2 separate regions of the Homo sapiens genome follow, and region 1 is linked to region 2. The links are chromatin loops, found by intact Hi-C in ENCODE. Cell type or tissue: PC-3. All regions are shown on one strand. Links, peaks and the distances in the headings refer to the core of each region. The heading gives the core; the rest is flanking DNA.

The links. Hi-C counts contacts between places; a loop is a spot of excess contacts. Peaks named below come from ENCODE experiments on the same cell type or tissue, not always from the same donor. Only the 100,000 strongest peaks of a DNase experiment are listed, where the experiment ranks them.
Region 1: a loop joins it to region 2, with 4 times the contacts of the local background. A loop is called at or near these places in 5 of 110 quality-filtered maps.

What each region holds. Positions count from the first base shown.
Region 1 is chr20:7,929,234-7,944,833 of GRCh38, reverse strand. HAO1 (hydroxyacid oxidase 1) reads left to right here and starts at 4,376. Exons shown (of 8, transcript NM_017545.3): 1 at 4,376-4,548; 2 at 10,199-10,350. The coding sequence starts at 4,412. RefSeq lists an enhancer at 9,410-9,459. In PC-3, for the core only: a CTCF peak has its summit at 8,168 (motif pointing left); a DNase peak (open chromatin) is centred at 8,193; H3K4me3 peaks cover 805 bases; H3K27me3 peaks cover 266 bases.
Region 2 is chr20:8,036,185-8,051,784 of GRCh38, reverse strand. No RefSeq gene overlaps it. Among named protein-coding and RNA genes, the nearest start is that of TMX4-AS1, 24 kb to the right of the region's middle. RefSeq lists a silencer at 7,789-8,083. In PC-3, for the core only: a CTCF peak has its summit at 7,903 (motif pointing left); a DNase peak (open chromatin) is centred at 7,904; H3K27me3 peaks cover 2,850 bases.

The DNA.
Region 1 (15,600 bases), core at 4,093-12,092, 110 kb after region 2:
TTCTGATTCAGTAGGACTAGGATGACGCCTGGAACTTGCATTTCTAATGACTTCCTAGGTGATGCTGATGCTGCTGGTTCAAAGTCACACTTTAAGAACCAATGGCCCTTATGTGTCTTCTTTAGTTTCACCGGGACTTGACCTGATTAACAATATTAGATTGCCTCTTCATTCTAATCACATTAGTTGCAGGATGCTAATTATTTTAATAAATGCTAAATTTGCACATAAATATGCAGATAAAAGGTCATGCTTTAATCTTTACATTTTGAATGAGTTATAAGCCATAATTAAGATCCCTTTGACCACATTTTCATAATAATTTTGTTAACTATGAAACTGAATTATTTAGAACTTGCTTATCTTATTGGCAGATTTTTCACATCCTAATAGCGATTTTAATATGTCATTTCATCTGTCACTACATTGATGCAAAAAGTAAGCATTTGTGAACTTTGAGAATAAACCTATGTACTATAAAATTCTATGTCAATTTTAACAGCATATGACCCTTCGATTAAATTAAAACCCTTTATTTTTTATATACTATATCATTACAGCTGGGAAAGACCTAATGGCTTATATTTTTGGTTCTGGTTTCATTCCCAGTTTGCCTAATAGGCTGCTATGGAGCCTGCATCTTTGGTTTCTAGTTGCTTTGTCAGTAGTAAAAATAGATTTGATCCATATCCTCTCTCCTGCTCCTTTTGGTGACCCACAGCATGGGAATTTCATATAACAGGTGACCGTGCTTTGTGTTCACTCTGTGGCCACAGGTCAAAACTAAGTCACAGATTACATACTGAACCCCTTAGTATTCTTCTTCATCTTAGACGATTTTCCTTCTCCAAAATAAACTCAAAGGGTATTTACCCACTGTAAGATATGATTTTACACCCTATTCTTTCTACCATATAAAGCCTCATGAAGCATGGGATAAGGCAATTTTCAAAAAGATCTGATAATATAAATATACATTAGTTATGAAAGACACTTCTCTTGGGGGTGTAGAAAATAAACTGGACTAATTGCAAATCTAGCAAAGAAATACTCAAAGGGATTAACTTACTTGAAGAAAAATGGCAATGGCCTTCCAGAAGCTCAAGAATCCCTTTGTCCAATCTCTCGTACATTAGGGAATTGTCCTTATATAATTGACATTAAACAAAAGTCTTTTGGAAAAATGTGTTGGTAAAGTATATTGAGAAGATGAGGGTGGGTAATATTAATGAAATACAGTTTATCATTGAACAATATGGGGGTTAGAGGTACCGACCCACCGTGTAAAACTTTCGACTCCCCCAAAACTTAACAACTAGTAGCCTACTGTTGACTGGAAGCCTTACCAATAACAAAATCAACTTACACATATTTTATATGTTACATGTGTTATATACTGTATTCTTACAATAAAGCAAGCTAGAAAAAAGAAAATGTTATTAAGAAAATCATAAGGAAGGGAAAATATATTTACTATTCATAAAGTGTAAGTGGTACATCAAAACTCTTCATCCTTGTCATCTTCACATTGTGTAGAATAAGGAGCAGGAGGAAGAGGAGAAGTTGGTTTTGCTGTCTCAGGGGTGGAAGAATCTAAAGAAAATCTACATATAAGTGGACCCTTTTTTTTGTTCAAAGGTCAACTGTGCCTACTATATGCCAGGTGTTTAAGCGATGATATATCCTTTGTCCTCACAGTCACTCCTCAGGGTAGGGATGAATATTTCTCTTTGTCTTGGTTTGAGTTTCACCAAAAGGAGACTGAGAGGCAAGCATTCAAATGCAAGGAGTTTATTTGGGAGGTGAAGGGAGCACCAATGAGGAGTAGGGAAGTCTGATTAGAAGGGAAGGCAGCCAGGCCGGGCACGGTGGCTCATGCCTGTAATCCCAGCACTTTGGGAGGCTGAGTTGGGCGGATCACGAGGTCAAGAGATCAAGACCATCCTGGCCAACATGGTGAAACCCCATCTCTACTAAAAACACAAAAATCAGCTGGGTGTGGTGGCATGAGCCTGTAATCCCAGCTACTCGGGAGGCTGAGGCAGGAGAATTGCTTGAACCTGGGAGGCGGAGGTTGCAGTGAGCCGAGATTGCGCCACTTCACTCCAGTCTGGTGACGGCGTGAGACTCCATCTCAAAACAAAAAACAAACAAAAAAGGAACATAGCCAACACAGCATAGATTATCAACCAGCTCACACTGTGGATAACTGAAACCTGCAATGTAGAACATAATCCTAGGAGTAATCCCACCAGAAGAATGAACTTTCTTGGGCTTGTGATTGAGGGCTGTTCCACAGGGTATGGAACTATACTATTTGGCATGCTATGTTTATGAAAAAAGCAGGCTCCAAGTTCAAGAGCAAGTTCTCCTACAGGTGTAGGTGGTTGGAATGTAGATAGTGAACAACTGGCAAGCAGCTTTAAGTGGCGGCTCCTAGATTGAAACTCAGGTCTAACTGTAGTTAAAATCATTGCTTTCTCAAGCATATCCTACTAATGTGAATCTTCCCCAGGTGTTCCATGATTGAGTGAAATTATAGACTGAGACCACAGGTCTTTTGGAATAGCACTTCCCTATACCCTCTCCAGGGCAAGATAAGACTCTAAGAATTAGTGGTAGGCCATGTGCAGTGGCTCACACCTGCAATCCCAGCACTCTGGGAGGCCGAGGTGGTTGGATCACTTGAGGTCAGGAGTTTGAGACCAGCCTGGCCAATATAGTGAAACCCCATCTTTACTAAATAAAAATACAAAAATTAGCCAGGCGTGGTGGACATGCCTGTAGTCCCAGTTACTTGGGAGGCTGAGGCAGAATAATCTCTTGAACCTGGGAGGTAGAGGCTGCAATGAGCCGAGATCACACCACTGCACTCCAGCCTGGGAGACAGAGAAAGACTCCATCTCAAAAAGAAAAAAAAAAAGAATTAATGGTAAACCTAAATGCCCATTAAGAGACAAATGGATAAGGGAAATGTATAGATATACACACAATGAAATATTATTCAGCCTTATAAGAGAAGGGAATCCTGTCATTTGCAGTAGAACCCAGAGAACATTATGCTAAGTGAAATAAGCCAGGCACAAAAGGGAAATTATTGCATTATTTCACTTATAGGTGGGATTTTGTTTTAAAAAAGACTTCAAATGCACAGAGCTAGAGAATGAAACAGTGAATACCACTAGTGGGAAGCAGGGAAGAGGAAAAGGGGTGATATAGGTCAAAGGATACAAAATAGTAGACACGTAGGATACATAAATCTACAACAGGGTCCCTAACCTTTTCGGCACCAGGGACAAGTTTTGTGGAATACAATTTTTCCATGGGCAGTGGGGGTAGGTGGATGGTTTTGGAATGAAACTGTTCCACCTCAGATCATCAGGCATTAGATTCTCATAAGGAGTGGCGCAACCTAGATCCCTCGCATGTGCAGTTCACAATAGGAGGCGGAGCTCAGTCTGTAAAGCTTGCTCACCGGCTGCTCACCTCCTGCTGTGCAGCTTGGTTCCTAACAGGCCACGGACCAGTACCAGTCCATGCTGGGGAGTTTGGGACCCCTGGTCTAGAGAGCAAACGTGCAAAATGAGGACTAAAGTTAATAAAATTGTATCATATTAGGAATTTTTGTTAAATAAGTTGATTTTAGCTGTTCTTGTCATACACACAAAAAAGTAATTACGGGTGAGATGATACATATATTATATTGGCCTCCCTACTGTAACCATTTTTCTGTGTATATGTATCTCATAATATCATGTTGTAAACCTCAAATATACAGAATGAATAAAACAATTAGCTGTCAATTTGGCCTTAATGTTCCATGTTAAAGCCAAATGTCTATGTTTGTAATCAGCTAAATTTTATATTGTGCAGAAGCCCTGAATTTCACGGATGCCCCATATTTCATGGATGCCCCGTTCAGTTCATAAGCTCTTGTTTACATGATTTGTGCATGATCCAAATGTGGAAAGAAAATGAGTGGGCAGCCTATTCTGGGTATCAAGCAAAGAGCACAGGCACAGACCATGTGCAATAAGCAGCCTTAGGCAAAACTGAACCAAGAGTGGTTTCATACAGGTATTCCTCTAAGTCTTTAATTTTTTACTTATTCCTTTCCCCTTTTTAATGTGATAGACACCTAATCACCTTCTGCTGCCTTCCCAACCTCAACTTTGGTGTTCTTTGGCAGATAGTGACTTCGGTGTTCTTTGGCAGATAGCCTACAAATGAAATTTCAAAGGCTAAGCATATAATGTTTGCTCACTTGATGTAAGCAACAGAGAACTAAATCTGAACTTTGGCAAAAGTCTATTAATAATTGACAAATAACAGAACAGTGAGGATGTAGAAAGCAATACATTAAAAAAAAAAAAACAACGAACTCCATCTGGGATAGCAATAACCTGTGAAAATGCTCCCCCGGCTAATTTGTATCAATGATTATGAACAACATGCTAAATCAGTACTTCCAAAGTCTATATATGACTATTACAGGTCTGGGGCAAATGATGAAGAAACTTTGGCTGATAATATTGCAGCATTTTCCAGGTAAGAAAATTTATTTTTTAAAATCATGTTTTAAAATTACACAAAGACCGTACCAAAATAAGATCTCCTAGTTTTACGTTGGTGGTGTGTAATTATTTGTTCAGATTTGTGCTTAGTAGAGAGGGAAAAGTTCTTGGGGCTGTAAGAAATCTTGGGCCTTTAAATTGTTAAAAAATATTCCAAGCCTGTGAATCTTGAGGAACTGACTGCAAAAGCCAAACCTATGTTACTTCACTTGGAAATATGACAACAATTAATTTAACTACATGTAAAAATAGCGATAAATTCGGATGACTTTTCTTTTTCTTAGTATGACAGTAAATGCTTATGTTCATGGTGTAGGAAACAGCATTAAATGCCAGATAACCATCTTATCCGGATGAACCAGACTGGATTGTTGGCTCAAATGTTTTCTTCCTGCTGGCTTTTCGTGTTATCATTCATTTTGATTACTGTTGTCTAAACTTTCACTTTAGATTTCAATTTGTCTATGCAGCATTAATCTTTCAACTTTGCTGTTTCATCTCTCCTTCAAAGCACTTCATCTCTCTTCCCAAATTAGTTTTCCTTTGACTTTCATATTTCAAAGCACAAGATGGTGGGTGACATGGTTTATGTTTTCTGTTTGTAATAAAAACAAGAAATAAAATCATTTCAAAGGGTTTTTTTTTATAGCAGTTACAAAAATGGTTTATTTGCTGGAGCAAGAGAGGAGTGCCTTCACTACACTACACTCAGTCTCATCCATCTAACATTATGGCTGTTAGTAAAGGCAATCGGTATTGTGGGTACTCATTGATGGTGATAAAGACAAAAAGGCAGAAAATATGCAGGGGGAGAGAATTAGCCTTCCTCCCTGATTTCTTCTTTAGTCTACAACAAAATCACTCAAAATCAGTTTTCCATATTTAAATTAGGAGAAATAAAATTATCCTGGCCAAGGTGGTCTCTGGTAGGCAGCACTGATTCACCCACAAATCCATGTAGAAGACTGAAAATGGCAATGGGGTGAAGGATACGGCCTCTCCCCAACCCTTTCAAGCCTTGACTTTGTCTCAGGTTTTGCCTGGAACCCAAATGAGCTCAACAAATGCCAGGGAAGTCATGGGAAGGGAAGTTGACTGAGAGTAGAGGGGCTTAAAATTCTGCATCATTATTTACTATTTTGGACTCATTTAAAAGTTTCTGCTCTTGGAAGATGCCCCTTCTTGGGCCGATATTAACTTTGTCCACCAAAATTTGCCTATGAGTGGTCTCTTGAAAACACTTTAACCCAAATAGGTTATTACAACCAAGGAAATTTCAGACCCTTGACAGATTTATAGAGTTAGTGTCTCAGCATTGCTAGACCTCCAATGCTCAAGTGATTATTTATTTCATTTGTATACAGCTTTCCTTACTTCTTAATTCCCTTTGTCGCATGCTAGCTAATTAACTAGAGCTAATTAGGAGTCTCCATGAGCTACACTGTGTACTACATGCTGAGGACAAAGCAGTGAGCCAGACAAAGTTCCTGTCCCTAGGAACTTACATTCCCCTGGATGCATATCAGCCTCCATAATGCTGTTGGGTTGAATTGATGCAAAATGGGCCCAAAATAGTTGGCCAAGTGGAGGTCTCAGAGAGGATGCAAAGGGGCGCCCCAAAGCAGATGGATCACCTATGCAACCCTTTAAAATGTAGAAACTTTGGGAGACATAGAAGGCTTGGTGACTTCTAAGTTATGAACTGGAAAAGTGCCTCATGCCTTATGTGAATTACATGGTATTCAAGTGAGTATTCCCATCCTATGTGTGTACCGAGTAACTTAGGGATAGGACACAGATAATGAAAATGAATTTGCAGTGTCACCTTTTCCATGAACCTTGATCATTCTCTTTTGTTCAGCTTTAAATTAAAAAAAAAAATCAATCAACTTTCTTTGGAGGACAGCTGATGCTATTTTATTATCAACTAGTTGAGTTTTTATTGCAATACATTTTGCAATGTGTCCTCTTTTGCTGTATGACTCGCTAGGTGAACCTTGATTCCTCACACTGCATCATGTAGCTGGTCACGTGAAACTAAGAATAGAAATTCTGCCAGGGTTGTGGAGACTTTGGGTTGATGGCATGAAGGAAATCAACCTGAAATTTCACATTCTGATTCTAATGAAAAGTGCAAAACAATCAAACCTCAGATAACCCATTGTGATACAAAGCCAGAGTATTTCAAACACATTTATGAAATTTATACACCTCCCCATCTCGCAAGTACAACAAAAGGTCATTCACCGTGACAGCTTTTATTTCTCTGTACTCAGCTCTGATAATCACATTTTGGAGTTCTGGGGACATGGACCACTCATGTGACCCAGCAGTTGCTTGGAGATATTTTTGGGTAAGACTTCAGACTAATATTACTGTGGCAGTAGAAAAAAATGTTTAAAAGGACAAGTAAATGGAACCACCCAGAACAAAATTTCTTACGGTGGTTATAACAAAACAGGGTAAATGTCAACTTGCTACATTTTGCATGGCTGGAATTGATTGGGATTAATTCAACGAAGAACAGTAATTTGTTTCTCTTACACATTTATTCAAAGTAGCCTTCTCAACTATGGTCTTCACGTTGTTGTAGCTTTTTTTTCTGAAATTATCAATGATGGAAGATGATTAAACAATTTCGACACTTAGAAGCCCTCATGATTTCAGAAAAGGAAACTCTTTTCTGCTGCGTTACCTATTGAGACTGAAGATGGCATCATTTTCTTTTAAATAACAGATGGGTAAAAGTGATGTCATTCTTTCACTTTAATATTTGAGAAGTGATATGAAGTTACCAGTGACATTGTGTTCTCATAGGCATAAATGTCACAAAATAATTTATCTAGTATCCACAATAGGTGAATAAGGTGTTTTTGCTTTATATATTTTAACTGTTTAGAGTAAAAAATTAATGTGGAGAAAATTGGAATGCAGTATTATAGGATTACACAACTTACAAAACATGAATCCACTATGTCCAGTTAGTGTGATTCAGAAACAGCATGCAGTTATAAAGCTGGGTGAGGCATGGGTGTCTTCCTTCAACAGGGCAGCTACTTTGTGAGGAGTGTATATATCATTTGATTTTTTTATAAGTTAAATTTGAGGCCCCTGTTAGATGTGAGGGTGGGCCAAAATTCCTGTGAACAGATTCTCCCCGTTACCCCGCTTCCTTTACTCTGGCATCTCATTTTCTATCCTTTGAAAACGGTTTATTATTCAATTGGTTCAACTGTTTGCCAGTTGAACCAATTCTTTTTCCAAAGTGGAGGCCCAGGAAAGCACAGTCCGAGAATATAGTGAGGTGCTATTTTATGTATGATTGTGGGAAATTTACTTAAATTTGGAGTGGGGTTGGGCAAGGCTTGGAAAGCTAGTGAGCTATCTGACATAGTTGTTACTACTATTTGAAAAATATCAAAACATGGAGGACTCTTTAGATAACATGCCTGTTCCCATTCCATTGATTTTATCTAATTTTACGTAGCAATTACGTTTTGTGCATTGGTTGACAAGCCTCTGTATTATCCTCAGAACAGAAAATACTGTTTAAGGGAAATTAAGAGCCCGCAGTTACTAAAGTGACTGCGCCACCAAGTGGACAAGTGTAAAGCCACTGTCTGGAGATGGAAGGATTCAGCTTTGCTTTATAAATGGGAATTTGACCTTTAAAAATGTCCCTTTTGGCACGCACGCGCGCGCGCGCGCGCGAACACACACACACACACACACACACACACACACACACACACACACGGCTGCTGCCCTGCAGATTTGCTTGTTCTTGTCATAAAGCTTTCATTGTTTCTCTAGCTCTAAGTAAATATTAATGCCTTCCAAGGCTGGCATGCCAATGGCTGCTATTAAGATCGTTTTCTCTCATTCTAATAACACACTTAGAGATGATTGGTAATAAAAACTCTCTTCAAGGCTTCTGCTTCTCCCCCTTCAAAATGGAGATCAAAGAATCATGCTGTGAGGGTCCGTCAAGAAGAAAAGACTTTCAGCAACAGAGCATGTGGTGTGGCATAAAATAATGACAATTATAATGTTCAAAGGAATAGCATAGAAATCACACAGTAAAACTTCTTTATTATGCTTTTCAGGGACTGGATGTTTTTACTTTATTATGTGAGGAAGGGTTAGATTACAGACCCTTAGCTATTCCACAAAGCAATAGAAGGCAGAATTTCTTCTTCCGCTACAGGAAGCACGCTTCGATTAAGGGCTTTTTCTTTTTCTTCTTTTTTTTTCTTTAAGTTACTGCATTACTATATCATACTTCACTATATTTACTAAAAAGTCATGCTGTTTCTGGAAGTAGAGTTACATCTAGGAAATACTAGGTGAATGCTGGTTAGATATGCATGTGTGCCTAAACAACACGTTTATTATACTCATGCATACTAGAAATAGGGCTGTATTTTCTTCAATTTTAATCAGTACTAATGAGAATAATAAATCAAAACAAATAGGAGAGATATATTTTGCCAGGAGGAAAGAGAACTAGTTCTTCTGTAAATTTTACTGGTGAATTTTTGGTTGCTGGTTTATTGGTAATTTTCATTCCAACACAGAAGAATCACAGAAACATTCATTTAAAATAATTTTCCGGAGTCAAAAACTTTTTAACACCCAAATTTCAGTTTTTGTCAAATAACATTTTTGAGAAAAGTGTTAAATTAAACTAATAAAAAACCTTCCCTCATCATTAGACTTTAATGAATATGGCATATAACTAAATAATTTTGAAGAAACCAAATTATAATTTTAAAAGTAATTGCCTGAAGCTGCTGTTTATCACATAAAAAGAAGACAAACTAGACATAGCATATCTTCTTAAACTCTAATCTAAACTCTATGCATTTGTATACCATCTTGATTTTCAAGATTGGGGAAGTGAAACGAAAACTATGTTCACACAAGAACCTGTACGTGAATGTTTGTAGTGGCTTTATTTAGAATTTCCCCCCAAACTGTAAGTATTCAAAATGTCTTTTAGCTTGGGAATGACTGGACAAATGATAGTACCCCTGTATGATGGAATATTATTCATCAACCAAAAGGAACAAACTATTGACACGTACAACAACATGAGAAAATCTCTAATGCGTTATGTTAAGTGAAAGAAGCCAAACTCAAAAGGCTACATACTGAATGATTTTGTTTACATGATATTCTTGCAAAGCAAAATTATCAGGACAAAGAAAAAATGCATCAGTGGTTGTCAGGGGATTGAACTGGGGAGAGTTTCTCTGCAAAAGAAAATGGGGACTTTTTTGGGAATGATTGAACTTTTTCTAGATCTTGATTGTCATGGCAGTTACACCACTGTATGCATTTGTCAAAATTCACAAAACTGCAGACTAAAATGAGTGAATACTATTATGTATTAGTTATACTTTAATAAATAATTGCTTGGGAAATTCATTATCCTCTAATTGTTAACTTTCTAACCAAACAAACAGTAAAATTGCCTCTTTTCCATTAGCTTTATGAAGTCATTTGCTTGTTTGGAAAAAATCCAATTATATTTTTTCTTTTAACTAAAATGTAATGTCAAAGTTTTGGTTATGATTCTGAAACTCTAAAGCCTTTTATTTTATTTTATTTTTTAATTCTAGATGGAAGCTGTATCCAAGGATGCTCCGGAATGTTGCTGAAACAGATCTGTCGACTTCTGTTTTAGGACAGAGGGTCAGCATGCCAATATGTGTGGGGGCTACGGCCATGCAGCGCATGGCTCATGTGGACGGCGAGCTTGCCACTGTGAGAGGTAGGAGGAAGATTGTCACCACAGGGACAGAAGGAGGCTAACGTTTATCGACCTCCTTCTCTGAATGCACCAAGCAAATATGTTCCTTGATGTTTTTACACTCAGAAACATTAAGCTCATGGACTCTATCATCAAAATACTTGTTCTTGCATGTCCTGCTCCTCTTCTTTCCAGCTGTGTGACTGGGCAAGATATCCTCTCTCTGCATTGGTTTCCTTGGCTGTAAAATAGGGACAAAAATTGTACCTGCCTCATTGGGTTATGGTGAGAATTGAATGAGTTCAGGTATACAAAGTTCATGGCAGAGAGTAGGGGCTCAGTAACTGTTGGTTATATTATGGGTATTAATAGTACTGTCTCAGGAAATGGATCTCTGACAGGTAGACTTGCCCAAAGTCACAGCTAGGTAGTTACAGAATTGGAATTCAGCCCTGTGGCTACCTTATCTCAAAACCCTCCTGCTTCCCCCAAACCAAAGTGGTTCTCACAGCCAAATTGCAAATGGAGCAACGTGGTTGGTTGTGTTTTCTTCCGTGGTTTTGGGTCATGATTCTTTTTTATGGATGAGTTATATTCCCAATAGAGCAGTTCCAGCTGTCTTAGGAGGGAGTGATGAGAAAATCAAATATGATGTAAAGAAATCTCTTATTAGGGCTAATTTATTAACTTTCCAGTTCTCTAGCAACTGTGAACATTTGAAAGGCTGTGCAGAGTAAAAAATCTCCCCAAATTGTGCTCCAGAAACTAATATAAAAGTTGGAAATGAATTATTTTGATGCTAAGCAGAGCAGAAAAAGAACACGACTATATAATATTTTAAAACATTTTAGTTTTAAGAATTAAGGATCTTGTGAATTCACTTCCCTTCTTGAAATGTCTGACATAAAATTCTGTCAGGGATATCAGAATGGCACAATGAGGTTTTGCTGGACAGACTTAGCAGCTTCCTTAATTCTAGGACCACATACAAATAAGTGGCTTTGGGGCCTCAGCCTTTTGTCTATGGTAATCCTGAAACATAAGTAGAGAGAAGAAAAAAAAAGGGAAATACTAAATGGGTAAATATCTATACAAAATCAAGATAATAAAGGCCCTTTCAGGCTTGAAACTATAGGCAACAACCTTAGAACAAAAGAAAACAAATGAACATCAAAAAACTAAAACTTTAGTGCTCTTAAATCTCAATGAAAATAAAAAGTAAATGGTAAACTGAAAGAAATGGAAAAAAAATATGAGACTGTGAAGGGTTAATGTCCTTTCCACGTAAAAAGCCCTTATATTTGAAGAAGAAAATAATATATTGCTCAAAGGGAAAAAGAGAAATAAGTGAACAAAAGATATAAATAGGAAATTTACAAATGGAGACATAAAAGTGACCAATAAACATATGAAAAATATTCAATTTCATTAATAAGCAAAGACATGGAAATTATGACCATCTATTTTATTTTCCGTATATCGAATTTTTATTTTAAGATCAGGCAGTATGATTAGGTTAGGGAGAAAATGTGCATTTCAAACAGTGTTGAGAAAAGTATAAAGTGGAATAATCTTCCTAGAAAATAATCTGGCACTGTATATCAAAGCTCTAAAAATGTAAATTCCATGTGATGTTAAAAATTCTCTTCTAGGAATTCCAAGGAAATAATTATGATTTTTGAGGAAAAAAATCATTTCTGCAAGGATTTTCATGCTTCTTATTTTTAGCAGGAAAATAATTTGAAAAAAATACCCAAACATCTTATAATTGGAGATAGTTTGCAAAAAATATGATGCATAAAAATGACATCAAATTTAAAAATTATACTATAGGAAGAGTGCAATAATGTAGAATGATATTTTAATTTAAAATTGTGAGAAATCAGTTGCAAACAATAGTCAGGTCCTAAAATACATTTAGTTTCAAAGATCACAATTTACAAATGTTTATTTATAAGTGATGAGATTACTCCTGACTTTATACTCTTCTGATTTTTGGCTCAACCTTATAAACTCTTCTTTGAATTATTTTGTAAGGAGGAAATGATAACAATTAGATTTAAAAGAGTAGAGATAAAGGGACAAGGGACCATGAAGAGAATGGAAATAAAGAAAGGAAGCAGAGAAAGCAAAAAGCAGAGCTCACTTGGTAAGGCACCCTGGAGCCAGCAAATTATTTTTACCACATGTATTAGTTCCTTCTCACACTGATTTAAAGATACTCTTCGAGACTGGGTAATTTATTAAGGAAAGAGGTTTAACTGACTCACAGTTCTACATGGCTGGGGAGGCCTCAGGAAACTTACAATCATGGTGGAAGGCAAAGGGGAAGGAACGACCTTCTTCCCATGGTGGCAGGAGAGAGAAGTGCAAGCAGGGAAATGCCAGATACTTATAAAACCATCTGATCTCATGAGAACTCACCCACTATCATGAGAACAGCATGGGGGAAACCACCCCCATGATCCAATCACCTCCCACTAGGTCTTTCCCTCAACACCTGGGATTATAATTCAAGATGAGATTTGGATGGAGAAACAAAGCCTAACCATACCAACACATATTGCTTTATTTGATATTTGACAGGTGTTTCTGTCCCTGTTTTGTGGGCAAGTAGCTAAAGTTCCAGAGAAAACAGTTTTTCATAGCTCGTCAATGACAGACTTATTCTCCAAGTCACATTTGATGGTTCCAAGACCAGTCTTTATTCTTGGTGGAGTTGGGCTGAGAAGAAAGAGGAGAAGAAAGAAGAAAAGAAAGCTTCCTTAGAAACTATGATTTGACAGTGTAAGTAGGACTATTTCCTCCAGAAGTAACCATAAGAAGATATTAAATGCCTATTACAGTCTTATCCCCTTAGATTTATTTAACACTTATAAAGCAATTATCATGTTCCAGACACTATTTTAAGTATATTACGAGTATTATAGCATTGAAGGCTCAGAGCGGCCCAAATAAATCGATCATATTATTAAACCTATTTTACACAGGAGAAACTGAGGTACACGCCAGGTGAATAACCTTGCCTAGGGATGCACAATTCATAAGTGATAGAGATGGGATTCAGACAGAGGTATTCTGTCTCCAGAATCTGGGCTCCTCACCACTTTGCAAGAGCTTTAATTTCAGAAACTCCTATGAAGTGTCATGAGGAGAAGCCCATTATGATCCCCTAGAAGTAATTATAGTTTTAGGAGCATGCAAAGCAGACCCCTCAGGAAGATAAGTTACACAATAGACATTTGGATAAGGTGGATCCAGCAGAACAAAGAGAGGGTGGTGACATCGAGATTGCAGAGGAATTGGAGAAGGCAATGGAAGTGTACACATGTTGCCCTCAAAAACATAGGGTCCTCCATTGGGTTCCTATCAGGGCAGCAACATCAGAGTTTCTATTCTGTATTTATACTAGAAACCTCTCTCCAGGGTTTCTAAGTTTTCACCTATGTTTTAAAGACTATCTATAGGTTATTAGTCTATTTAATATTTAGGTGTATCCAGAAAGCTGATGGTCATCAGCTCATAGCAGGTGTTCTTTGGCTGGTGTGTTTATGTTGTGGGACAGTGGGTTACTTGCAAGGAAAGGATGAATGGCTGGAGTAGATGGTGCTTGTGCTCTGCATGTATTCCCTTCTTACTTCCCATTTCCATCAGACCTACCACTTTTTGCCTGACATTATCTGTTGCAACATGAGCCCATGGATAGGTGTGTTTGAAGTAGGGGAATGGGAGAGAGGGTTCCCTAGCTAATGATGTACAGCAGTAGGTGGATAAATACCTCAGCTCTCTTTGCTCAGGTAACTGAAGCATTTTCTAATATGGTCACCCAGTGTTCCTTGGAAGGATTGAGTCCCAGTTGCCCCCTGAGGTTGCCTGCCCATGAACACACCCTCTTTTATTGGCTTCCTTCCCATTCTTTTCTCACTTCCCCATTCCTTCAATTCATTGAGATTGTTTCCAAATAAGATGACTTGCTCTCACATCTCTGTGTCATTTTTGGCTTCTTGAAGTATGCAAACCAGGATAATAGCTAACTGAAGGCTATAGATAGCCACAGGCAAATTTAAGTAACAGTGTAAGAATATTCATACTTGGCAGAGATTTATTTATAAAAACTCAGAAAATTCACATGGAATTATGAAGTTATTATTGTATTTATTCCATCATTCCCAGAAAGAATATGGAAATCCTCTCAAGCAAGCCAGTCCTTGGGAATATTGGGAAATCTATGCAATTTGTTGTGGAGTATTTTTTTTTTTGTTACCCTCCTAAATATCTGGCCGCTAAGCATTCCTGTCTCCAGGGACTTAGACCCTAGCAAGGAAGAGAAGTTGGGGCCAGGTTCAGAAAACGGGTTAGTTATCAATCTCCCTGGAGAAGTGTCCCCCTCAGCAGGGTCAGTGAGAGTAAGTGAAACCCATTGGTGCCCACAGGCAATGGTCTGGCCTGAGTAATTAGAATGGGCCTCCAGAAAGTTCTGGGAATTGCTATGGTGCCATAGTCTCATTTTCCCCGTTGACTCTCCAGATTTATTCAGAGTCCAACTTCAAGGGCCTTTCTGCCCTTCCTCTCACAACTGTGGAATAATAATAATCCACCTTATTAACTGGGACCGAGAACTGAGCTCGACTCTTATTTTTTTGAGACAGAGTCTTGCTCTGTCACCAGACTGGAGTGCAGTGGCACTATCTCAGCTCACTGCAACCTCTGCCTCCCAGGTTCAAGCGATTCCCCTGCCTCAGCCTCCTGGGTAGCTAGGACTATAGGCACGCACCGCGACGGCTGGCTAATTTTTTGTATTTTAGTATAGACAGGGTTTCACCATGTTGGCCAGGATGGTCTTGATCTCCTGACCTCATGATCTGCCTGCCTTGGCCTCCCAAAGTGCTGGGATTACATGCGTGAGCCACCGCGCCCTGTCTGAACTCTACTTTTTTACACTGCTGCATGTTTGTAGAGTGACCAATGAAGCTATACTTTTTTCATTTTCAAAATGATGATGAATACAAGGTTATCAAATAAAACACAGAGGGCCCATTATGTTTGAATTTCAGATAAACAACAAATCATAGGTGTCCTGTATGTTTGCTCAATCTGGCAACCCTGGATGAATAAGAGCTCTCACCTGAGGATTTCTTGTGAGGATTCATGAAATAAATGCTAGAAATGCTTACACACTATCTTTATTTGCCCCTCAGAGCCCAAAGTCTCTGAAATCTTTATCTTTCACACACAAAAACTCACTTTCAGAAAAGTATATTCCATTTACAT
Region 2 (15,600 bases), core at 3,737-11,736:
TCTAAAGCTAGTAGCCCGGGAAAGAGCAGAGTGTGATGATGAAATCATTTTATGTTTTGTAAAACAAATGTTGTATTTGTGGAACTACGTTACTACAAAACAGTAATAAAATGAAGCGACTTCTTAAATTTAAGTGCGTAAGTGTTGCAGGAATATATTCTCATAAAAACATGGGTAAAACAGATGCTGCAAACACTTCAATAATCACAAATCAGATGTGCACAAAAATAAATCTCTGTTTTACAACTGTGCATATTTTCCTGATCTCTGATGATCCATTTTCACTCATCACTGGAAAATGTAATATAGTCTCTTCTAATGGATTGCAGGGTATGAGGACTTGAATTTTTAATTATATGGCCAAATAACATTTTCCAAAAATTTGTATAGTCCTTGTCAAAATGCCAATTCATACTCCCACTACAGTGCATGAGAGCATCTACTTCCCTACATTTTTGCCAAACTAGATGCTTTAAATGTCTTTAATTTTGACATCCAAGTGCCAGTTGAGTTCAGTTCTATTCTGATGATGATCAGTGACTTTGAGCATCTTTTCTTTGTTTAATTCTCCTTCTGTATTTGTCTGTATATACCATTCCCACATTCCTCTACTGTGCTATTTGTCTTTTTCTTGTTGATTTGTAGAAGCTCCTTATGAGTTCTGGATGGTAATCACTTTTCAGTTATATATCGTGACAGGATGTTCTCAAAAAGAATACATTTGAACCTAAAACAAACAAATGAAAATCTTTATGCACAGCAGGTTGAGAAGATGGACAGGGATTCGTAAGGGATTTCTTAACAGAGGCTCTGCCTGGTGCGAGTCCTCCTGCCTGAGCCCAGGTCCCACAGAACCAGCAAAGCGCCTTCCTTCCCTTCACACCAAGGAGCAACGTTCTCCATGCGGTTGCAGGTGGGAAAAAGCAGACTACTGTCTGCCTCTTCTTCAAGAGGTCTAGACGGTGACAAACTAGTTAGAGAGACTGTAAAGGGCTACATTTGGGAAGGAAAGATTTTTCCACTCACAGTGGGTCCAAGAATGTGAGTGTCTTTCTCAACTGTGCTTAAATGATCTGGAAGGATGTGGGAGCTCTAACAGCAAGAGTCTGAGGTATAGTCCACCAGTGAATCGGAGGCATGAACCAGGAAGGTGCGAATGCTGTGGTTGGGGTTGAGAGAGGCCATTGGGGTATCCAAAAACCCCACCAAATATCTTATGTAAGAGAGTTCCCTTTAAACATCAGCCAGCCCCAGAACACAAGAAGTCAGCGGTGACAAAATCCATCCCCAGCAAACTGGAAGTTTTCCAGCTCCATATCTTCACCTCTCCTTCCTCCTGCCCACACTTTTCTGCCAGGCAGGGTCTAAAGCCACAGCTAGCTAGAGGGTATGAGGGAAGACGAAATAAAAGAACAAACAGAAGCCAACCACATCCCCCTCTCTAATGGCCGGGGACCCCACCAAATGCAGCACAGAGCTGGCGAGAAGGAGGAGAAATCTTATCTCAGAAGGAAGTTCGAAGTGTTGATTAATATCCTGAACTAAAATGAGAGTGTGTTTTCGACTCTGACACATGAACATAGGACAGAAAAGTCGTGGGGCCCTCTGAAGCTTCTACTCAATAATTTTGAGAGGCTGGGTGCGATGGCTCTTGCCTGTGATCCCAGCACTTTGGGAGGCCAAAGTGGGCAGGTCAAATGAGGTCAGGAATTTGAGACCAGCCTGGGCAACATGGTGAAACCACTTATCTACTAAAAATACAAAAATTAGCTGGGTATGGTGGTGAGTGCCTGTAATTCCTGGTACTCGGGAGGCTGAGGCACGAGAATCTCTTGAACCCAGGAGGTGGAGGTTGCAGTGAGCTGAGATCACACCACTGCACTCCAGCCCGGGCAATAAGTAAGACTCCGTCTCAAAAAAAGAATAAAAAAATTTTGAGGTTGTCTTTTGGAAATCAAAAGGAAAGCTACTTTTTGTTGCATTCTGTGCATCACACATTGATTAAAACACATTGCAAATATTTTTTTCCCAGTGTGCCATTTGGCTTTCTTTATGTTAAAATATGTTTATAGACTTTCTCAATCTTTTAGTTGTCAAATTCATTTATCATTTGAAATGCCTTCTTACCCTATATTATGATACATTCTACTTTTTAAAAAACTCACACCCCATATCTTAGTTTCCTACCATTGTTTTTTAGATACATCTGGAATTCATTTTGTGAATGTTGTAGTGTCAACCCTCTCAGCGGGGGAGAGCTGCCTCGCCCAAGTTCATGCTCCCTTCTGGGGACCAGCCCACATCCAATGACTGATCCTTGTGGGACTATAAATGCTGGCCCTCTGACCCCAGCACTGTACAGCTCTAAAGGGACACCCCAGCTTCACAGCTCCCTTTAGGGTTGGCCCAGGCCTCAACTGAGCCTAAACTGCAGCTCGACATTTCCTGGGGCCCACTGCTGATTCCTTTACATTCCCCAGGTGTCGATCTAAAGAGCAACTCCCCAAAAAACTTCCTGCCAACACATCCCTGTCTCATAAACTGCTTCCCGAAGAACCTGATCTGTAACAAATTTGAAGCAGTTAATCGAATTTATTTTTCTTCCAAATGCAGAATTCACAATCTTAATATACTTTACTGAAGAATTCATCCTTTGGTTTCTGATTTAAAATGCCATCTTTATCACCTATTGAATTTCCCACTGAAAAGAGGTCGGCTTTTGGCCTATTTAGTCTATCTGACTCTTCCATATTTTCTAAAATTATTGCCACACTGTTTTAATGACTGCAGATTTAGAATAAGTTCTGATAGCAGACCAGGAAAGTAATGCCTTATTATTTTTGTTTTGTATAAAAAGTACATTAGCTATTTTTATCTTTATTTTTTCTCCTCCAGATGAGATTTAAATATAGTTTCTCAAGATTTTATAACAATTTCCAAAGTGAATTTTATTTGTAATTGCATTGAATTTATAGCATAATGTGTGGAGAATTGAAATATTTATAATATGGAATTTTCTTATCTAAGATTTTTGCATGGTTCTCTATATACTCATTACCTTTTCTTCCCTTTTGTAGAGTTTCATAATTTTCTTCTTATGTCTTATACTTATTTCTTGATAGATTTATTTCTAGATATTTTGTAACATTTATTACTGGTATCGAATGCTATCTGAGATTTGTAGGTTAGTCTTACATCTGACCATCTTGATAAATTCTCTTACTAGTTCTAACAATATTTTGGTTGATATGGTTAGATTTTCTGGGCAGGTGATATCATCAGTAAATAATGTCAGTCTTTTCATTTCACTTCTAATCAATTTACCTAATTTCTTTCTTGTCATATTATTTTGGTTATGATCACCAACGCAGTGACCATGATAGCAACTATCCTTGCCTTAAGACTTTAATGGGAATTCCTCTGATCTATCACCAATAAGTGTGATTTTTTTTTCCTGAATGCTCCTGGTAGATATCAAATATTTACTTAAGGCTAGACTTAAGGGTGAGTCATCCACAGGAGGCAGAAAAATAATAATAAAGTGAGGTGAACCCAGAAGTCACAGGAAGGAAGACATGGGTCCGATCACCCTCCACAGGTAGCTTCCAGCAAAAATAACCACTCCAGGAAACAGATGACAACTTTAACTAACAATCTAAAGTTGGTAAGTCAATAAATAAAGAGACATACAAAGATTTAATTACAAAATAAAGTTCTTTTGAAAACAAAAACAGATCATTTTCAAATTTTATAATTCAGGAGAAATATTGAAAACAAGAGCAGGCCGGGTGCAGTGGCTCACACCTAGCACTTTGGGAGGCCGAGGCGGGAAGATCACGAGGTCAGGAGATGGAGACCATGTGGGCCAACATGGTGAAACCCTGTCTCTACTAAAAATACAAAAATTAGCTGGGCGTGGTGGCACACGCCTGTAGTGCCAGCTATGCGGGAGGCTGAGGCAGAAGAATTGCTTGAACCTGTGAGCCAAGATTGCCTCACCGCACTCCAGCCTGGGCGACACAGCCAGACTCCAGCAGACCAGATATAACAGGCAAGAAGACCCTGTGTTTTTAAATTTCTCTAAACACAAACACATTACAAGGATTTGGCCATCAAGAGGTGAACCAAAAGCAATTTGGAGTGAAACTCCAGAAACTCTAATATGCTGTAAGTAGGAACAGATGAGGGGGAGGCAGTAATTAAATAATAGAAAAAAACCACCCTAAGTGGAGGCAAGATAGTTTCTTCGTGGTTAAAGGATGAAATGAGCTCCTGACAGAGCTGAATAAATGAAATCTGGAATTCCCTGGTAAACTTCCTGAACTTGAAGAATAAATTTGTACAAAATTTAAGAAAGGAGGAAAACATTTCTTTAAGAAAAAGGGAAATTTTAATACTGACACTGTAGTTCCAAGACAAAAATAAAAAGAACACAAGTTTTACAATATTAATAGCACATGAGAGAGAGTTTAAGATTGAAAGCCTTAACAGGATAAAGAAATATCACATAAGATGAAAGGCACAATTGTCTGGTGCCTCCAGTCCTATTGATGGACAGGTGTGTTGCCCCTTCAGTAGACCAAAAAGTGATGGAAGCAGATCTCAGTCAATTAGAATTTTATTTTGCCAAGGTTGAGGGCAGGCCTGGGAAAAAGAAATTCAAGTCACAGTAGAACCTGTGACTTGTGTTTTTCCCCAAAAAATCTTGGGGAGCTTGTGCTTTTTCCAGGAAAAAAAGCTTGAGGGCTTGGGGATTTCAATATTTAAAGGGGAAAGAGCAAGCAGGAGAGAGAGAAAAAGAAAAAAGAAAAAAAAAATAGAAGGGTGGATAGGCAAGGAAGCAAGTGGTTACATTCTTGTGAAGTTCTGATTAGCACTCAGTGAATCTACATTTTACATGGGAAAAGAAGGGAATAGAAGAAAAAGTCAGTTATGCACTCATCGTGTGCTCAGTAAATCTACCTTTTACATAAAGTAAGCCTGTGAAATTATAGCCATCACTTTGTGAATGAAAGGAAGGAGGTTTTTGCATGACTCAGTTCCCAAGCTTAACTTTCTCTTCAGCATAGTGAGTTTGGAGTCCTGAGATTCTATTTTCCTTTTACTCTCTTTGGGGCTGTTATGAACATCCCTGTATATGTCTCCTGGGGCATATGGGCAAGGGTGTCTCTAGGGTGTATACCTAGGTCTGGGATTGCTGGGTTGCAGGCTGTCCTCATGGTCAGCATTAAAAGGTAATGCCAAAAAGCTTTACAAAGTGATATGAAAAAATTCATTATATTCCATTTTTATATAAAATTATGTAAATTAATCTGCATACATAATAGGATAGTGAGATTTCAGGCAACTTCTACTTTCTTTTGTATAATTTTATGTATCTTCTAAATTGTTTTAGAAAGCAAGCATTATGTAGTCTGAAAAAAGTTCAGTAAAGGTAGGTTCATTAAAAGAAAAAATGTGACTCTTCAAAAATCAGTAGTTACAGTAATTTATATGCTAAATAAGAAAAGCAAGCTCAACATCTCATTAAACAAAATAAAACTGAGCCATCTACTGTAGTCCATTATCTGAGAAATGTTACAGATAAACAGAAGCTACCAAAATAGATAAGAAATCATAATCCTTTAATCTGCATCCCAGCTAATTTAATTTTCCTGACAAAACTTCTTCCCAATTAAACTGTGGCTAATTTTTGAAAAAGTCATGCTGGTGAATGAGAAAGAAATGTCCAAATGGTTTAGTTTGACCCCGAGAAGCAAGAAGTTTTATAAAATATAATCTGTTCTTGCTAACTATGAACAATGTAATAGTCAGGATTCATTAAACATATCCAATTTCCTTTCACGATTATATAGGATACTAATGTTTTCAGTTTCAGGATCAAAGTGTCTTCTCTTTTTAAGAGTTCTTGAACTGTATTTTTCCAGTCAGTTTAAGTAATAATGTTTGTAAAAATATGTTTTTGTTGTAGAATCAAGGTAAATATTTAGCCAAAATTGGTGACGTGTTTGTTAAGTCTCCCTTTGTGTTTTTTCTGTCCTATCATTAAGAAGCTCTTTTATTTGCAGAATAAATATAAATGTTTACTACGTATTGGTTTAATTCTTATTGTCTTAGATCAGAAATTCACCAAGATTTCAATAGAGAGGATTAGAAGAGCACTTCAGATGAAGAGAGGGGTTTATCAGTTAGGAGACACAAATTGCACCGGTTCTGTTGACGGTGAGGAATTCAATGTAAAGAAGTGTAACGCAGCAGTGAATAAATAAAGGGCAAAAGAAGGTATCACTGAATTGGAGCTGCAGGAAACAAGGACCATCCCATGGGCTAGGAGAACATAGGCAAGGTATCGGACTGATTAAAATGAGAACTGTAGAGAAGGGACCCTGTGAGCTGAAACTCAGACCTCTATAGAGGGATGTTAATTCATCTTGGAGAAGGATCCCCGTGGGGCTGGGACCCCGACCTCTGAGGAGGACAGTTAGTAGCGGATGTTGGTGTCTCTGAGCTCAGAGGAGGATCCTCACGGCGTGAGAAGTTGGCTACATATTAAAGTAAATTCTAAAACGTAATACTAGGTCAGAAATAGACTGCTCGCTGGAAATGAGAAGACAATAATAGGAAATATATAGCTATTAACTAAATATATTCTACACATCCTCACATAATTAAATGGGCCTCTTTTGTTACATGGTGATTAAGTGATTTTGAGTGGCTTCTCCATGTTACACAGGAAGTCACATGCTCCAAGCAGATATGGAATTTACTCTGTGTCTTATTTAGTAAGCACATGATCCATTTCAGCATCATCTGATTTTAGACACTTGAAGAATTATAGTTTCTTCACTCCCCTTTGTGTTTGATCACTATGACAAGGAAACTTTTAAAGCAAGTGTGGGAAAATATGATTAAGGAGATGAAACAAAGACACAATTTAGTGACTCTGTGATTGTATTTGATACCCTGTTACAAGTGGCAAATTCAGTATCACTTAATTGCCATTTAAAAGAAATAGCATATTACTAGAATGATAATCAGCTTAAGAAGAATGGAGAGACAACAGCCAACTGAATACATTCATTCATAGGACAAATATTTATTGAGTTCTTGTTGTTTTTCAGACTCTGTCCTAGGTGGGTAAACAAAAAATTGATTCTGCAAGTTGGAAAGTCAGCCAAGTTCTGGACTTAGCCTTTATTTACAAGACAATAAGCAAAGGTATATATGTTGCTGTTTAACACTTGCCCTCTGCATTACTTTAAATTTATATATAATGCATATAGTATATATAATTTATACATATAAACCTATATTATTATTATTACCTATATTATATTATTATTAATATAATATTAATATTATATTAATATTTTGGGGGGACAGGATCTCACACTGTCACCTAGGCTGGAGTGCAGTGGTGTAATCGTGGCGCACTACTGCCTCGACCTCTTGGGCTCAGGCGATCCTCCTGTCTCAGCCCCCCAAGTAGCTGGGAACACAGGTGTTCACCACCAGGCTCCAGCTAATTTTTAAATTTTTCTGTAGAGACGGTCTTACTCTGTTGCTCAGGCTGGTCTCGAACTCCTGAGCTCAAGCGATCCTCCTGCCTTGCCTTCCTAAAGTGCTGGTATTACAAGCGTAAGTCACCGCGCCCAGCAATACCATTTTAAATATAGATATTATGCTTATGTGAAGTATTAAAAATTGCAAAAAAAAAAAAAAGAAAAGATTTCTGTCCTCTAGGAATTCATAGTAACTTGCAGTTATCTGAGTCATAATTATATTTGTATAATAAAGAATACTTTAGAATAAATAAATCGGTGCATGAATAACGGAATACTGAGAAGATTCCACTGCATGTAAGATTTGACTGCGTAGTTATAATCTCTATCGCCATCTAGCGGCAACAATATTAAAATCAGCTAGAACCAATCAGCAGGAAGCGATTCAGAACTCACCTGTCCGGGAGGATTCAATCTTACCTCAGGAACCACATGCCATAGAATGTGATTTTCTCTCTTTGTTTTTGGTCAGTATGCAGTAGAATGAGTGATGTGGGCAGTTTATATATTAATTATAAGCTTTCTTATTTAGACTTTAAAAGAAGGGTGTGAAAGCGAATATAAAACATGTTTATGCATTATTTCACTTAGAAACCTACATTATCTTCACTTTAGAAACAATTTTCATTTTCCTCTTAGCACATCAAAGGTATATGTTGCTTCAGAAACAATATTTATAATATCTTCTTTTAGATAAAAATGTGAAAATTATCTGTGATTAATTTTATTTAAACAATTTGAAGATATATGACATCTTTTCTGAGCTTTTTTTTCCTGGTTTCAGTAGCAATTAGAAGAGTGATAATCAGATTTAATAAGAATACCCTGAAAAAATAAAATAAGAATAAAATTTTGCTTTTAAAGTTATTTTGGCATAATATCAAAAAGGCACACCAGTTAAACTTTGAAAGACATATGAACCTTAACTCATTCTTGTAGGAAAGGCCATGTGATTAAGTGAATACGTTTCTATAACATCGTTTTCTAATTTATCTTAAATTTATAAGCATGTGTGTTGATCATTATAATTGAATTTATTGTTTTTTGGTCTGGCTAAGTGACTCAAAATTATTTTTAAATAAATGTGCTGAGTATAAAACAGGAGGTATATGGGATATACAATTATTTTTGCCTTGACCTTAATGTTCATTCATCACAGAGGCATCACATAGATTAAATAAAACAAGTTGCATATCTGCACAAAGGAAAAAATGCAGAAATGTTAGGTTTGGGTTTACAGGGTGCAGAGTTAAAATAATCATATATCTCAATTCTTGGGACACGATCTTTATTTTATACAAAGCCCCTCTATTTTGTTACACTCTCCCCTCCCCCACTGTTTCACTCTCAATTTCATTCGGTTTCTTATTTATTTTCATCTAAGCTCTTCTTAGGTTCTTCCCCTTACTGTTTCTACTTCCAATTATTTGTGACTAGTGTGTCCATAGTATTCCCACTTTTTTGTTTCCATTTTTTCTGGTGATAGAAAACCAGGTTGCCTCCTCCTCTTGGTACCACAAGTAATGTTTACATAAAGCACCTTTACATATGACCCTCATGCAGGAATTTTCCTGGTTTATATTCTCAGGGATTTTCATATCTGTAAACTATAGGGATTTTACAGATATGATTTCACAAAGTAATGATTTCTCTTCAGTATACGATACTGTCCAGACTTCTACCCTGAGTGCAGAAGGGCTTCCCATTTCCCCACAGCCTTATCAATATTTGATATATATGCCTGTGGGGGATTGTCTTTGCTGAAGTCTTTACTGTTACATCTCAATATTCTGATTTCCAGTGTGGTAAAGTGTATCTTCATATAATTGTTAGTCATTTTTGTTTCTACTGTGAATTCCTTATTCATATATTTTGCCCATTTTTCTATTGGGTACCTATTCTTTTCTTTATATCTTTGGATATTATTGATATTAATATCTTAACATTTTTGAAAGAACATTTAACTTCTCCCAAAAATTGTCTATGATGTCCTACATTGAACAGGAACTCACAATTTTGTGGTAGGCAAATTTTACTTGTCCCTTTTTTTTTTCAGTACTTCTTTAAAAACCATTACCTACTCACACTCAGTTGATCATATAGTGTAAGGAAGAAATCTGACTTTGTTTATCCAGTTTAATAACATTACATCTTCCAGTACAAAAGCCATCATTTCCCCACTGATTGGAAGTGCAACCAAGTCTGTTCCAGGACTTTTGTTTTTATTTTTATGCCCTGTAGCATGTCTTTGTTTCTGGTGGGACTGGATTTCATCTAGAGCCCACAATTCCTACCCTGAGGAGAACTTGTCTAACACAGAGCTTCTGTGGAAACAGCAGGGACATGGTTAGAGGGGCAGAGCCACCTCAGGAGTCACCATTCCCTGGCGACTGGGGGGATCAACACCAGCTTGAGCCCAGAGTTAGAACTTAAGATCACTACCTTCAGGGAAGGGACCAAAACCAGAACGGGTAATGGCTAACCAAGGCTTGGCATTGTAATTGATAAGGAGGACAGGGCTTATAAAGTCTTCTGATCATTTTTCTTCCTTTATCTCATTTAAAAAAAAAATCTAGCCAAAGTAGGTTTTGTCTCAGAGAAGGGAGCCGTCCACAAATTTAACAAATTCTAAAATCAAGAGACCCTGAGCAACCCAAGATTGGAATCTTGGATATTTCCTCAAATTTTCATAAATGTTATCATAGTACAAATGAATATTAATTATAACATTATAAAAGGCTCAAATGTTATATTAACTCAGATTTAAATTACTCCTTGCTGTAAAAACATCAATGTACTTCTCTTTTCTGGTTAATTTTCTTTTTTCATTTACTGTGCTTTAATGATATTTAAATTTTTTGTAAAAATTATTTCTCTCTGCTCTCACTTGTTCCTCTTCCCAGATTAAACTGTTTCTTGCACATTTGCACTGTCCTTCTGTAGGTTCTCTTCATATTTTCCTCCCCAAATCTACCACTTCTCTTTCAAAATTATTATTATTATTATTATTTGAGACAGGGTCTCATTCTGTCGCCTAGGCTGGACTGCAGTGGCGCGATCTTGGCTCACTGCATCCTCCGCCTCCTGGGTTCAAGCGATCCCGCTCAGTCTCCCGAGCAACTAGGACTACAAGCGAGCACCACCACACCGGCTAACTTTTGTATTTTTTGGTAGAGATGGGGTTTCACCATGTTGGCCAGGTTGGTCTTGAACGCCTGACCTCAGGTGATCCACCCGCCTCGGCCTCCCAAAGTGCTCGGATTACAGGCATGCGCCACCACACCCAGCCTCAAAATTGTCATTTTTTTTTAGGATAATTACTTGGCTTTTGTAAATCCTAGTTCTTTTTTATTTACTGCATGAAAACCCTTTCAATATGCATTTTTAAATTAAAAAAAAGAGAAGATTTAGTTTTAAAAATACAAGATGAGCCTGGAACCTCTGAAGGTGCCAGAAAGCAAGAGATGCTCAGAAAAGGGTGTGGGCATGTCACATAGACACAGGCACAACTCGAAAAGGCACCCAACAGCCAAACTAGCACAATCTGTACAACTAAACAAATAATGATAGAAGAGAAGTAAGAAATATCCATGCACTCATGCTGAGAGAGTAATTATTGGAAGATATAAATAAATGGAGGGTGGGCGTGTGGAAAGCTCTACTTAGAGAAGAATTCTAATTAATGAATGTAGAAGGAATGAAGGAAATGGACAATCTTTCTAGGCAAGTACCAGAAAAATAATGGTTGTAGGCAAGATCCGCTGATAAAATACTAAACTTTGTAGGCAAAAGTTTGAGAAGCTAGATATATGCATAGTCTCAAAGTGTCTTCTCCAAGATATTAATAAAATATAAATAGAAAAATATTACCATTACAGTGTAGAAGCTGGCAGGTACCACCTTCACTAAGGGAACGAGGATAACATTCACTGATAATATGATACATTTTCTTCATGAACCACCTCATAGGCTGCACTGAGAAAGGTACAGCATCACATCTGTGGTATTCTTGCCAAAAATGCAGAACCTCAACCTAATCCTGAGAAAAAAAATCACATCAACCCAAATGGAGGAACCATCTACCTGCCAAGACCATAAAAACAAGGATAGACTGAGGAAATGTTACATATTGGAGGAGACCAAGTGGACATGACAACTAAATGCAATGTAGGACCTCGAATTAGATTTGGGAACAGAAAAACAAACACTACTGGAAAAACTGGTGAACTTCAAATAAGGTAACTTTGTTAATAATATTGTATCAATATTAATATCCTTGTGTTGATGATTACAAGATGTTAACATCAGAGGAAACTGATGAGGGGCCACGTGGGAACTATACATGTATTATTTTTACATTTCTGTAAGTCTAAACTTATTCAAAAATAAAACTTATGTATATATCTATGCATGTATATTTATTAAACATGTTTTCTCTTGTTTAGTTACCTTCTATTTATTATTTTACTTACCAGTACAGAAAAGGTTGCTCAGTTTTCACACGCCTTATGCTGAACTCCACATTTGTACTTTAAAAACAGCAGCAGCAACAACAAAATAAAAGATTTCCTAAATACCTTATATATTACCTGTAAATGTGTAGCATGTTTTCTTGCTCACATCAGAGAACTGAACGTTTGGCGTTTTTATGGTCACCTTAATGTTCTATCAGTTTTTATTTTTGTGGTCGCCTTAATGTTCTATCAGTTTTTCAGAAACTGTTTTATAAAATGATGAAAAATGTTACTGATCTCTCCCTAAGTGGGGCAAACTCCACCCTTTTCCCCACCTTGAGTGACCAATTCTATGACACTGGTATTGTGACTGTGTGTGGCCTGTTGGGAGAGTGCTGAAGCTGAGAATGAAACTGTAGATGCAGAGAGGACAGACGCCTCCAGTGGTGAGAAAATCTTGACCTGATCACCCTACATAATAGCTCCATTGGATTGCTCCAATTGCACCCTGTGCTGATAGGTGTTCTGGTATCAACTGCTGCACTTTGAACAACTTTCTTGCTCTCCAGTAATTAAACATCTCTCATTCAGCATCTCTGAAGGTCAATAGTCCGATTACATAACAATTGGAGCATTGCTCTTGAATACTATTTATCTCTGTTATAAATGAGACAAGATGTAAATGTCTACAGAGGTATTTCAGCAGGAGGCAATTTGGACCTCCAGGAAATATTTCTCAATATTTGCAGATGGTTTTGATTGTCAGGACTGGGAAGGTGGAACTGGCATCTAGTGGGTAGAGGCCAAGGATGCTAGTAAACATCTTACAATGCGCAGAACAACCCACCACACAAAGAACTATCTGGTCCAAAATGTTATTATTGCTGAGGCTGAAGATCCCTCAATACACTAATGGCGCAGTTTGTTCAGGTACTAGTTAAGGAACTATGTCAGAGACATTTAGTCCTTAGAGAAACCTGCTAGTATCACACACATAGAGTCTTCACACTACTAAGCTTCCTTTTAAGATGGTTTTGCTAAAGATACAAGCTGTTCCACTGACCCAGCCTAAGTTTATTATAACAATAATAATAATAAATAACATTTATATAGAGCTTTAAACTATACTAAGGTCATGTGTTACCTCATTTGAACCTTGGCTTGGGATGCTATCACAGTGAGGTCATTCCAGGGTAAAGCCCATTAATCTTTTCTGTTGATATGTATCTAGGGGTCTTAGCAACAATCCCCACTCACACAGAAGGCACAAGGGCACGTAAGTTGATTCTCTAAACCGGCCTTCAAAAGCCTATTGTCCCCTGGAGTTAATAGACAAATAATGACCGTGGATTATGTATCTAATTAAGTTTTTGGCAATAAACAAAAGAAAACCAAATTAGATTGTTGCTATGAAGTGGCACAACAATGTTGACCCTAATTTTTCCATTTTGAGAAAAGTCAAGAAAAGAATTATGACTACTGTAAGAAGGGAGCTGTTTTCTATCTGATTTTTTTTTTTTTTTTTTTTGTATAATGTAACCAAACTTATTAGACTGGGAGAGGAGGTTAACTTTTCCTAAAATCATCTCGATTTTTAATTATCATTCTAGTTTTTTCAGCTAACGCTAAATGCTAATGATTTTCAAATGGATTTCCATAATCATGTTACCAATAGCCTGTAACAATCTCAAATTCAATGTCATCAAAACCCAATGAATGTCTCCCACTTCTTCCTATACTCCTTTTTCTCTTTTCCTTTGAGTTCTATCTTGATAGTGCAGTCCAACAGTGCATGAAACCTTAGAACGCTCAACAATTCTTTTTTTTATTTTTGAGACAGAGTATCCCTCTGTTACTCAGGCTGGAGTGCAGTGGCATGATCTTGGCTCACTGCAGCCTCCACCTCCCAGGTTCAAGCGATTCTCTTGCCTCAGCCTCATGAGTAGCTAGGATTAAAGGTGCCCGCCACTATGCTTGGCTAATTTTTGTACTTTTAGTAGAGATGGGTTTTCACCACGTTGGTCAGGCTGGTCTCAAACTCCTGAGTTCAAGCGATCTGCCCTGCTTGCCCTCCCAAAGTGCTGGGATTACAGGTATGAGCCACCAGGCCTGGCCAACAATTCTTTCCTTTTACTGTCTTCCTAAAATTGATCAAAATTGATCTGAAAAATCTATTTTTGTTTTTAGATTTTTATAATTACTTTTAAATTACGGTAAATATATATATAACACAAAATTTGCCATTTGAATAGCTTTTAAGTATACAATTTAGCACCATTAATTATATTGAAAATATGGTGCAAGTATTACTGATATCTAGTTGCTAAACTTATGTATCACCCCAAATAGGAACTGTATGCCGGTAAGTCTAAACTTATTTAAAAATAAAACTTGTGTATATATCTATGCGTGTATATTTCTTAAACATGTTTTCTCTTGTTTGGTTACCTGCTATTTATTATTTTACTTACCAATAAAGAAAAGGCTGCTCAGTTTTCACACACCTTAAGCTGAACTCCACATTTGTACTTTAAAAACAGCAGCAGCAGCAGCAACAAAATAAAAGACTTCCTAAATACCTTATATATTACCTGTAAATGTGTAGCATGTTTTCTTGCTCACATCAGAGAACTGAACATTTAGAGTTTTTATGGTCACCTTAATGTTCTATCAGTTTTTCAGAAACTGTTTTTTAAAATGATGAAAAACATTACTCATCCTCCCTAAGTGGGGCAAACTCCACCCTTTTACCCCCGGGAGTGACCAATTCTATGACATTGGTATTGTGGCTGTGGCCTGTTGGGAGAGTGCTGAGGCTGAGAATGAAACTGTAGATGCACAGAGGACAGACACCTCCAGTAACCTCTAATCTACCTTCTGTCTTTATGAATTTGCCTGCTGTAGCTATTTCATAAAGGTGAAATCATACAATGTTTGTCCTTTTGCGTCTTCTGGCTTGTTTTGCTTAGCATAATGCTTTTTCATCCATGTTGTACCATGTATCGATTCTTTCATTTTATGCTAGAATAATAGTCCTTTATATACATTCGTATTACAATAACTAAAATACTAAAACAAAATAAAATCCCGACAATTCCAATTGCCGATGAGGATGTGGAACAACTGAAATTTTCATCCATTGCTCATGGGAATACAAAATGGTACTTCCTACTGGCAGTTTTCTATAAAGTTAAACATGCCTTTATTATTGGACAGAGAAATTCCATTCAAATCAAATGAAAACGTAAATTCACACCAAACCCTCTACTCAAATGTATGTAATAGCTTTATTCACAATTGCCAAAAACTAGAAATAAACTAAATGTTCCTTAACTAGAGAATAGATACACAAGCAATGGAGTATATTCGGCAAACTACCGATACGCACAGCAACATGGATGAATCGCAAATGCGTTATGTTATATGAAACATGCCAAACTTAAAAGTCTACATATTATGATTCCATTTATATGACATTCTGTTAAACAAAACTATACCAACCAGTAACAGGTCATAGTTGCCAGGAGTGAAAGATGGAAGTGGATTTGACGACATGATATTAATTAAAACTGAGAAACTTCTAC